Regions from separate parts of the Homo sapiens genome. Here all the other regions are linked to region 1. A link is a loop called in an ENCODE intact Hi-C map of the cell type or tissue named here. Cell type or tissue: A673. All regions are shown on one strand. Region 1 has its middle 3.4 kb from the start of HOXB8. Region 2 overlaps SKAP1 (src kinase associated phosphoprotein 1). Region 3 overlaps SKAP1 (src kinase associated phosphoprotein 1).

Region 1 (2,500 bases):
GGTCGGTTTCTGCCTAAAGCAAACGCTCAGCGAGGCTGGAACAGAGGGGAGTGCTGCGTGGTAGGGGCGAGGGCGCTTGGAGGGGCCTCTGCCTGCAGCGTCTGGGTCCCCAGCCCAGGGCTGCTTCTTTAAAGACAAACAAAGGCGAAGATGCGGAGGCTCGGAAGCCGGAGATGGGGAAATCAGTTGTCATAAAAGAGAGATTCAGAGAGGGACACCGCCAGAGTGCGAGGCAGAGAGAAGCCGGGAGAGGAATTCAATGCCGTGTGCGCAGCAATAAAATAATATGACCGCTATAAAAGTTTATAGCGTATAAATTTCTGAAGGTTAAGAAACTAAACAGCAGCAAAGCAAACAGCGAGGGGAAACTTTCCGGAGCTGAGAGAGCCGCAGCTGGGCCGGGGCTCCCGGCCTGGCGGGGGAATGGGTGGGCCCCGCTCCGGCAGCCTTCACCCTCACCCGCACAGAACACGGGGCTCCGGGCTTCCGGGGCGGGGGGTGGCAGGGGGCAGAGAGGGAGAAGAGAGAAGCCGGGAAAGAACACTTTGTTGTCGCAAATGCTTCAGAAATTGCAACTGGGGCTCTTGTCTTTGTTCTTCACACCCCCTCCAGAATCAGGCGTCGGAAACGAGGAGCCTCCTGCGCGCGCGCGCACACACACACACACACACACACACACACACACACACACACACACACTCAGGTCCGGCGGGGCCAGACGTCTGGGCGCGGGCAGCCTCTTGATTCTTTTACAGTCTCATCCTATCCTCTCAGGCCTCCTCTCCCCCGACAAAAAGCCCAACTGTTTCTCCTCAGAATTTGAAACAATCGCGTGGAGTTTGAAAACTGCTCGGTCCCCCTTTTTACAGGCCATAAAGGGCGCACTGCTTTGCGGTCTCCGCTAGAAATTAGGGGCAGGGGTGGGAGGTGTACGTAGAAAGAAAAAAGCTTAGGGCTTCTTTTTTTTCCTCCCCTCTGTTGTGTTTTTTTTCTATTTTTTAGCTTATCTACACAATTTCATGAACCGTTTCCTGATTCCGATGCCCACTCCCTATCCCTCCCCTTTTACTGCTAGTTATGAAAGTTTCTCCTGCTGGCCACCTCTGCGGCTGCTCTCCCAGAAAACTGGTGGAGCCGGTGGCTGCGGCGCCTTTTCGCAGAGCAGCCGCTAGATGGCACCCTTGCTCCATGTGAAACTCCCTGGAGCGGCAGCTGCGGATGTCTGCTCCCGGCACCGCGCCTTGGTCGGCCCTGAATCCAGGAACTGAGTGCTACCAAAAGTCATGAATAATTTGTACCTAATAAAAAAAATAGGGCTCGTTATGGCCTTACCCCCATTTTATAGATTTCAGTTATAGTAGTGTTCCCCCATCTCCTCAAATGGTCAATTTTCTGAATTTTCCCCAAGAGGAGGGCTCAGTGATTCTCACCCAGTTGCTGTGTTCGGTGGGGCAACAAATGCGTGAAAACGGGGAATAATAGTAATAATAGGAATAATGGGTCCAAATCCAAAAGGAGAATTGATTCGAAACAACGAGATTTTCCGTGAAAGGAGGCGAAAGGAATGTCCCTGGATGCGGGTCAGCAGGTCAGGTGAGAGGGGCTAGCCGGCAAAAGAAGGTAGGATGGAGAGGAAGCTGCCCATCGGCTGGAGAGAAAATCACGTAAGCCAGCCCGAGACCCCCCAGTTTGTGTGTGTGGGGGAATGGAGCCATAGCTTTTGTGGGGATTCGGAGATGCCCAAAGCCGGCAGGGCGGCTTCGCACGGGCGCAAGCTCTGGAGCCTTTGTATGAGTCCAGGGCTGGGCTGGGCTCGCGCAGGGCGACCTAGGCACGGGGCAGGGGCTCCCCAGGGCAGCAGGGTGCGGGAAGGCTCGGATGTGGTCTCTGGATGCTTTGCGCGCTCCCAAAGAATGCGCGTTTTCCCATGGGCGCGAAGGCGGGCGCGGCGTCAGGACGCAGGAGCTCTGTTCTCCCTGGGTTCCTGGGCTTCCAGGTGAGAGGTGCGGCTTCAGTGCGCCTTGGCCCTGGCCGCAGGCAAACCTGGGGGCGCCGGTCCTTTCCTCATTGAGCAGCTGGAGGTCTGGACTCCGGGCACTTTCGTTCTGAGACCCGCACCCTGGTTGTTCACAGCCCCTTGCATTCCAAATCTCCTGTGTCCTCCCGGCCCCGCCGGATCCCTGCCTTCCATCCGACAAACCTGCGCCAGCAATAGATACTCCCACCCCCTCAAAATCACCCCAGCTGCAGCCTCTCCTCTCCCCCACCAGGACTTAGTGCAAGGAGGTAAGCGGAGTTTCTCCTCAACTTGAGTTTCTCTAATAAATCTGCGCTCCGCTGGGTGTTTATAAATTGTCTCCTCGCTCTTTCGTTTTTTTTTTTTTTTTTTCCTATAACAGAAACATTTTCCTTCCATCAGGAATTTCTGGCACGGTGTAGAGATGATTTAGAACAAGCCATTGAATTTGTACCTCGCCGGTGAGTTTTCAAATAATGACCA
Region 2 (2,500 bases), 480 kb after region 1:
TATAATCCTAGCTACTCAGGAGGCTGAGGCAGGAGAATCGCTTGAACCCGGGAGGCATAGGTTGCAGTGAGCCAAGATCACGCCATTGCACTCCAGCCTGGGCAACAGAGCAAGACTGTCTTGAGAAAAAAAAAAAAGAGAGAGAAAAGCATACCCTCTTCCTTTAAGGGTACTTCACAGATGTTGCGCACACACTTCCTTTCACATTCCATTGGTCAGAAGTTGGAATATATGGACACAGCAAGCTGTAAAGAAAGCTTATAGCCCTGTGTCCAGCTTAGAATTGGGAGATTCATGATTAAATACAAAGGGAAGAATGGATATTGGGATAAAACTAGCAATTTTTGCCACAGGGATGGATCTAGGTTTATCCCCAGCTCTCAAACCCAGGGCACCATTTCCCCAAAATCCCCACATATTGCAATATGACTGACCAAGATTAGGAATCCAATATGAGGATTCCTTATATTGGAACATATGAAATATTGGAACTATGGAACATAATCAAATTAACTTTTAAGTAATAGAGAATATGGTTTGCAGGGCCAGGCACAGTGGCTCACACCTGTAATCCCAACACTTCAGGAGGCCAAGGCAGGAGGATCACTTGAGATCAGGAGTTTGAGACCAGCCTGGGCAGAAGGTCTCTACAAAATTTTTTTTAAAAAATTAGCCACGTGTGGTGGTGCACGTCTGTAGGCCCAGCTACTTGGGAGGCTAAGGTGGGAGGAATGCTTGAGCCCAGGAGGTTGAGATTACAGTGAGCCATGACTGCACCACTGCACGCCAGCCTGGGTGAAAGAGCAAGATCCTGTCTCAAAAAAAGAAAAAGAATAGGTTTGTGTTGTATTAGCAAGAACCACATTGTGTTTCAAAATAGTGGGGGTGGGTGCCTGGTTTGGGTGGAGTAATAGTGGGAGCCACTTTGGTGCAGAGTGGGTTTTGGTTAGAATTAAGATTCTGATGGAGGGCCCCCAAGACCAGCATGTTGTCACTAGCTCCATCTTCTGGCCTGAAATAGGAGCAGTCTTCACTGCTGGGGGTAAAGAATGGCATCAGTGTGACAGTGATACAAACATTCCTTGGAGTCCAGACCAGAGCCCACTCTAGTGTGCTGCAGCAGCTGAGTGAACTCATTTAGGAAAATACATAAGGATAGATCTTATTCTCCAATGCCCTTGTACAACCATACAACACCAGCTCAGGCCTGTCACTCAAGGTTTGACTTTATGATTTTCCTGATGAAGACTGTTTCATGGCCACAAGTATAGAGGGTTGGAATTTTTCTGTCAAATCTAAACAAATCCAGCCAGCCGGGCATGGTGGCTTACACCTGTAGTCCCAGCACTTTCAAGGCCAAGGCAGGTGGATCACTTGAGGTCAGGAGTTCGGGACCGGCCTCACCAACATGGTGAAACCCCATCTCTACTAAAAATACAAAAATTAGCCAGGCATGGTGGCGGGCACCTGTAATCCCAGCTACTTGGGAAGCTGAGGCAGGAGAATCACTTGAACCTGGGAGGCGGAGGTTGCAGTGAGCCGAGATCGCGCCATTGTACTCTAGCCTGGGTGACAGAGACTCCATCTCAAAAAAAATAAATAAAAATAAAAAACAAATTCACCCTTTTCACTCTGTCATTTATTTGTTTATCTCTTCATTGTCTTTGGCCCAACAAATCTATTTCTAAGAATTTATCTGGCCAGGCGCAGTGGCTCACGCCTGTAATCCCAGCACTTTGGGAGGCCAAGGGGAGCAGATAACGAGGTCAGGAGTTCGAGACCAGCCTGACCAACATGGTGGAACCTCATCTCTACTAAAAATACAAAAATTAGCCAGGCGTGGTGGCGGGCGCCTGTAACCCGGCTACTCAGGAGGCTGAGGCAGGAGAATTGCTTGAATCCACGAGGCGGAGGTTGCAGTGAGCTGAGATCAAGCCACTGTACTCCAGCCTGGGCAACAGAGCAAGACTCCATCTAAAAAAAAGAATTTATCCTATTGACCATTTTTGGTTTGGGTAAAAAAAGAAAAAAAAATAGAAATTATCCTACAGCTATACTTGCACATATGCAAAATGACAGGCACATACGGTTCATTGTAATAGCAAACACTTGGAAATGACCTAAATGTTTAACAGAGAACTAGTCAAATAACTATAGTACATTCATAGAAGTGAATATTATGCAACAGTAAAAAAGAAAGGGAAACTGTGTGGAATACATTCTGAAATATGTTGGTAAGTTTAAAAAAAATAAAACAGCAAAGAATGGGAGCCAAATTTGCCCCATTTGTATAAAAAAGGACTGGAGACTATATATACCTATTTGTTTATATTTGTATGGGATATTTCTGGAGGGAGACATGAAATGATAACATGGTTGCCTCCAAGGACAGAGAAACTGTGAGACAGGGTAAGGGGGAAAACATTATACTCTGTGCCCTTTAATACATCTATATTTTGAATCACAAAAGCAAATTTATGTATTTTTCCTCCTTTAGGAA
Region 3 (2,500 bases), 360 kb after region 1:
TTATTTTAATTGTTCAAGTTTTTACTCATCAAACAGAAATATACTATAATACTTTACAATAAAATATAATGTCACATTGCCCAAAACAGTGAATGACAGAATTTTGTGGATTAAGGATATGGATTAAGGTAATCCAAAACTGCAGTTTATTAAACTTCCCCCCCAAAAAACCATGTGTTGTTCTTATTCTGAAGCTATGCTCTTGGAGTTTTCTGGCTTTCTTAAAAATGCATCCCAGTCCAATTTTAATATATGCCTTTTGGTGAGTCATTTTTATGATCTCTTTGCTATCTACTGAGACTCTTAAAATGTACTGGTTTGAGGCCGAACTTGGACTGTGATTCCTTCTTCTTAAATATGGTCTTCTAACCTCCTGACTGGGGGCCTCCTGCAGGTGGATGATTCTCTCCAACCCTCCAATGTAAGAGGCTCTGCCGCCTCAGGTAGGCCCTCCATCTTCTTTGTAGGCAGCCACACTACTAATATTTTTAGATGTTTGCAGCATTCATGTCTCAATATGTTCAGTATTTCAGGCAATTCGAAGTTGCAGACCCTTGGCAGCAAGAAACAAACCCTCACTGAAACTTTCTTTTACTTACATAGCCTGTGCTGAGTTTTATGTGTTATCTGGAGAAGAATGAAATTGATCCAACGCCTTTCCAAGAGGAAGAATGACTTCCAGAGATTTTTCTCTCTCAGGGGAGCTTTTACAGAACTTTTTCAATATTCTTTCATTGTGTGTATGGTTTTTTCCCCCACCATAAAACAAAAGGAACCTGTAATGCCATAAGGGGGCAAGGAATAGAAAGGGTAGAAAACAACGACACCAAATCCCTTTTGATGTGGGAAACCTAAGTAACAAACTCTATTAATTAGCCTAGGAAGTTTCTTCCTGAATTTGAGAATTCTGGGTTCAGTATGGCCCTTGCTTTGGAATTTTTACAGTTTGTTCCCCCATGACTCTGATCACTGCTACCAGGCCTGAGTTATGCTTCCTGCTGCTTACATTTAAAAGGTCACCAGGACAATGACTAGGTGACCGCCCATCACACAGTCTGTGAGTACATCCTCCAATAGCATCCTCAGCGTAAAACGCCCCCTACTGCTTCCAGGATGCCAGTTCACTAATAATTCTCAGGCCTTACTCCTAGCAACCAAACTAACCCTGTAGCTCCCAAGGATTCCTGCGTATATAAGGAGAGGGTAAAGGTTGGTGCCACATTTCTTTTTAAGGCTTTATAAGGCTCTATTCAGAGTGAGTCACAGGCATGTCACTCTTCTGTTGTTCACCAAAGCATAGATTCTTTACTGTCCACAGCATTAAAGCATGGCGTATTTTGAGAGATGGTTTTAAGTCATCCTTTCAACTAATTCAGATAAACATCCTTGCAGAGCATGGCATCAGAAATTTTCCAAAAATTGTCAAGGACTGACCCCTGCCCTCCTAGGACTTGCAGACTTAGGGGTCGTTCAGATCCAAACACAACTATAATAATTCTAATTCTAAAATGTGATAATTGCTATAATAGAAGTTTTTTTAAATACTGCAGGAGAGGGAGTGATTAAATTCACATCAGGGATTCCGAACAGCATTTTAGAGTATCTGGATTTTGAGGTGAATCTTAAAAGATGAACAGAAGAAGAATGTTCCAGGCAGGGGAACAGTAGTACTAAGAACGTGGCATTTGTTTTCACCAGGTTTCTTGCATCCCTTGACCACTTGGTTGCCTTTGTTGTTAAACTGTGTGTGTGTGGTTAACCAATTAAGGAAAGGAGAAAAGCTGATTCGAGATAGTCATGGTGTGAAAAAGCTTTGATCTGGACGTTTACCTTGATTTCTTTTCACGTGGTGATTCCGATATAAATAATGTCATTAACTTCCTTTTTTTCCATCTTACAACACATTTACCTGTTTCTTTCCATGTATATTGATACACACACACACCCCTCCAGTGTTTATTCTTGGGCATTTTCCAGTTTCTAATATGATGTCCACGAGTCAAATCAATTAAATTGAACCGATAATACAACTTAATGACCCTTCTTATCTTTGCAAGTAAACTTGAGAATGGAATGAATCTAAATGCCAACTCATTAACCTTGAAAGACAATTCAGGTGGTTTTATTCTAATGTTTCTAGTGTTTGTTTATAGTTGAGCACACTTTAAATATGTCTACATTGTTTAATAGCCTCTTGTACACAATTTTTTGATGGACTCAATTGATATTCTTCATTAAAGACCAGATCCTAATAAACTCATCTCCCTTACTCTTAAATTCACATTCAAACAGGAGATTTCTTAATGGCTTCTTAAAATGCTAAGTTACTAGTTTTAAATTTATGTATTTCATGCTGCTAGCCTCGGAGTTTCTTGTCCACATCAAATTCCTAATTATTTCTTTTAGATTTGTGGGAAACAATTGTCCAACACTTCTCTCTTTTCATTTTTTTCTAATTTTGTCATCCATGCTGCTCACTTTTCATGCTATGGTTGTCTTC

What was found. Hi-C counts contacts between places; a loop is a spot of excess contacts. Peaks named below come from ENCODE experiments on the same cell type or tissue, not always from the same donor. Only the 100,000 strongest peaks of a DNase experiment are listed, where the experiment ranks them.
Region 2: it touches region 1 in a loop (8-fold over the local background); 12 of 110 quality-filtered maps call a loop at or near these places.
Region 3: it touches region 1 in a loop (4-fold over the local background); 19 of 110 quality-filtered maps call a loop at or near these places.

What each region holds. Positions count from the first base shown.
Region 1 is chr17:48,617,423-48,619,922 of GRCh38, reverse strand. No RefSeq gene overlaps it. Among named protein-coding and RNA genes, the nearest start is that of HOXB8, 3.4 kb to the right of the region's middle. RefSeq lists an enhancer at 1,890-2,413. In A673, a CTCF peak has its summit at 1,162 (motif pointing right); DNase peaks (open chromatin) are centred at 682 and 1,172; H3K4me3 peaks cover 512 bases; H3K27ac peaks cover 614 bases.
Region 2 is chr17:48,133,814-48,136,313 of GRCh38, reverse strand. It overlaps SKAP1 (src kinase associated phosphoprotein 1), which reads left to right. Exons shown (of 13, transcript NM_003726.4): 13 at 2,498-2,500. Among named protein-coding and RNA genes, the nearest start is that of MIR1203, 21 kb to the left of the region's middle. In A673, a CTCF peak has its summit at 1,008 (motif pointing left); a DNase peak (open chromatin) is centred at 1,033.
Region 3 is chr17:48,260,076-48,262,575 of GRCh38, reverse strand. The region is part of intron 4 of SKAP1 (src kinase associated phosphoprotein 1); the gene reads left to right. Among named protein-coding and RNA genes, the nearest start is that of SKAP1-AS2, 33 kb to the left of the region's middle. In A673, a CTCF peak has its summit at 1,092; a DNase peak (open chromatin) is centred at 1,095.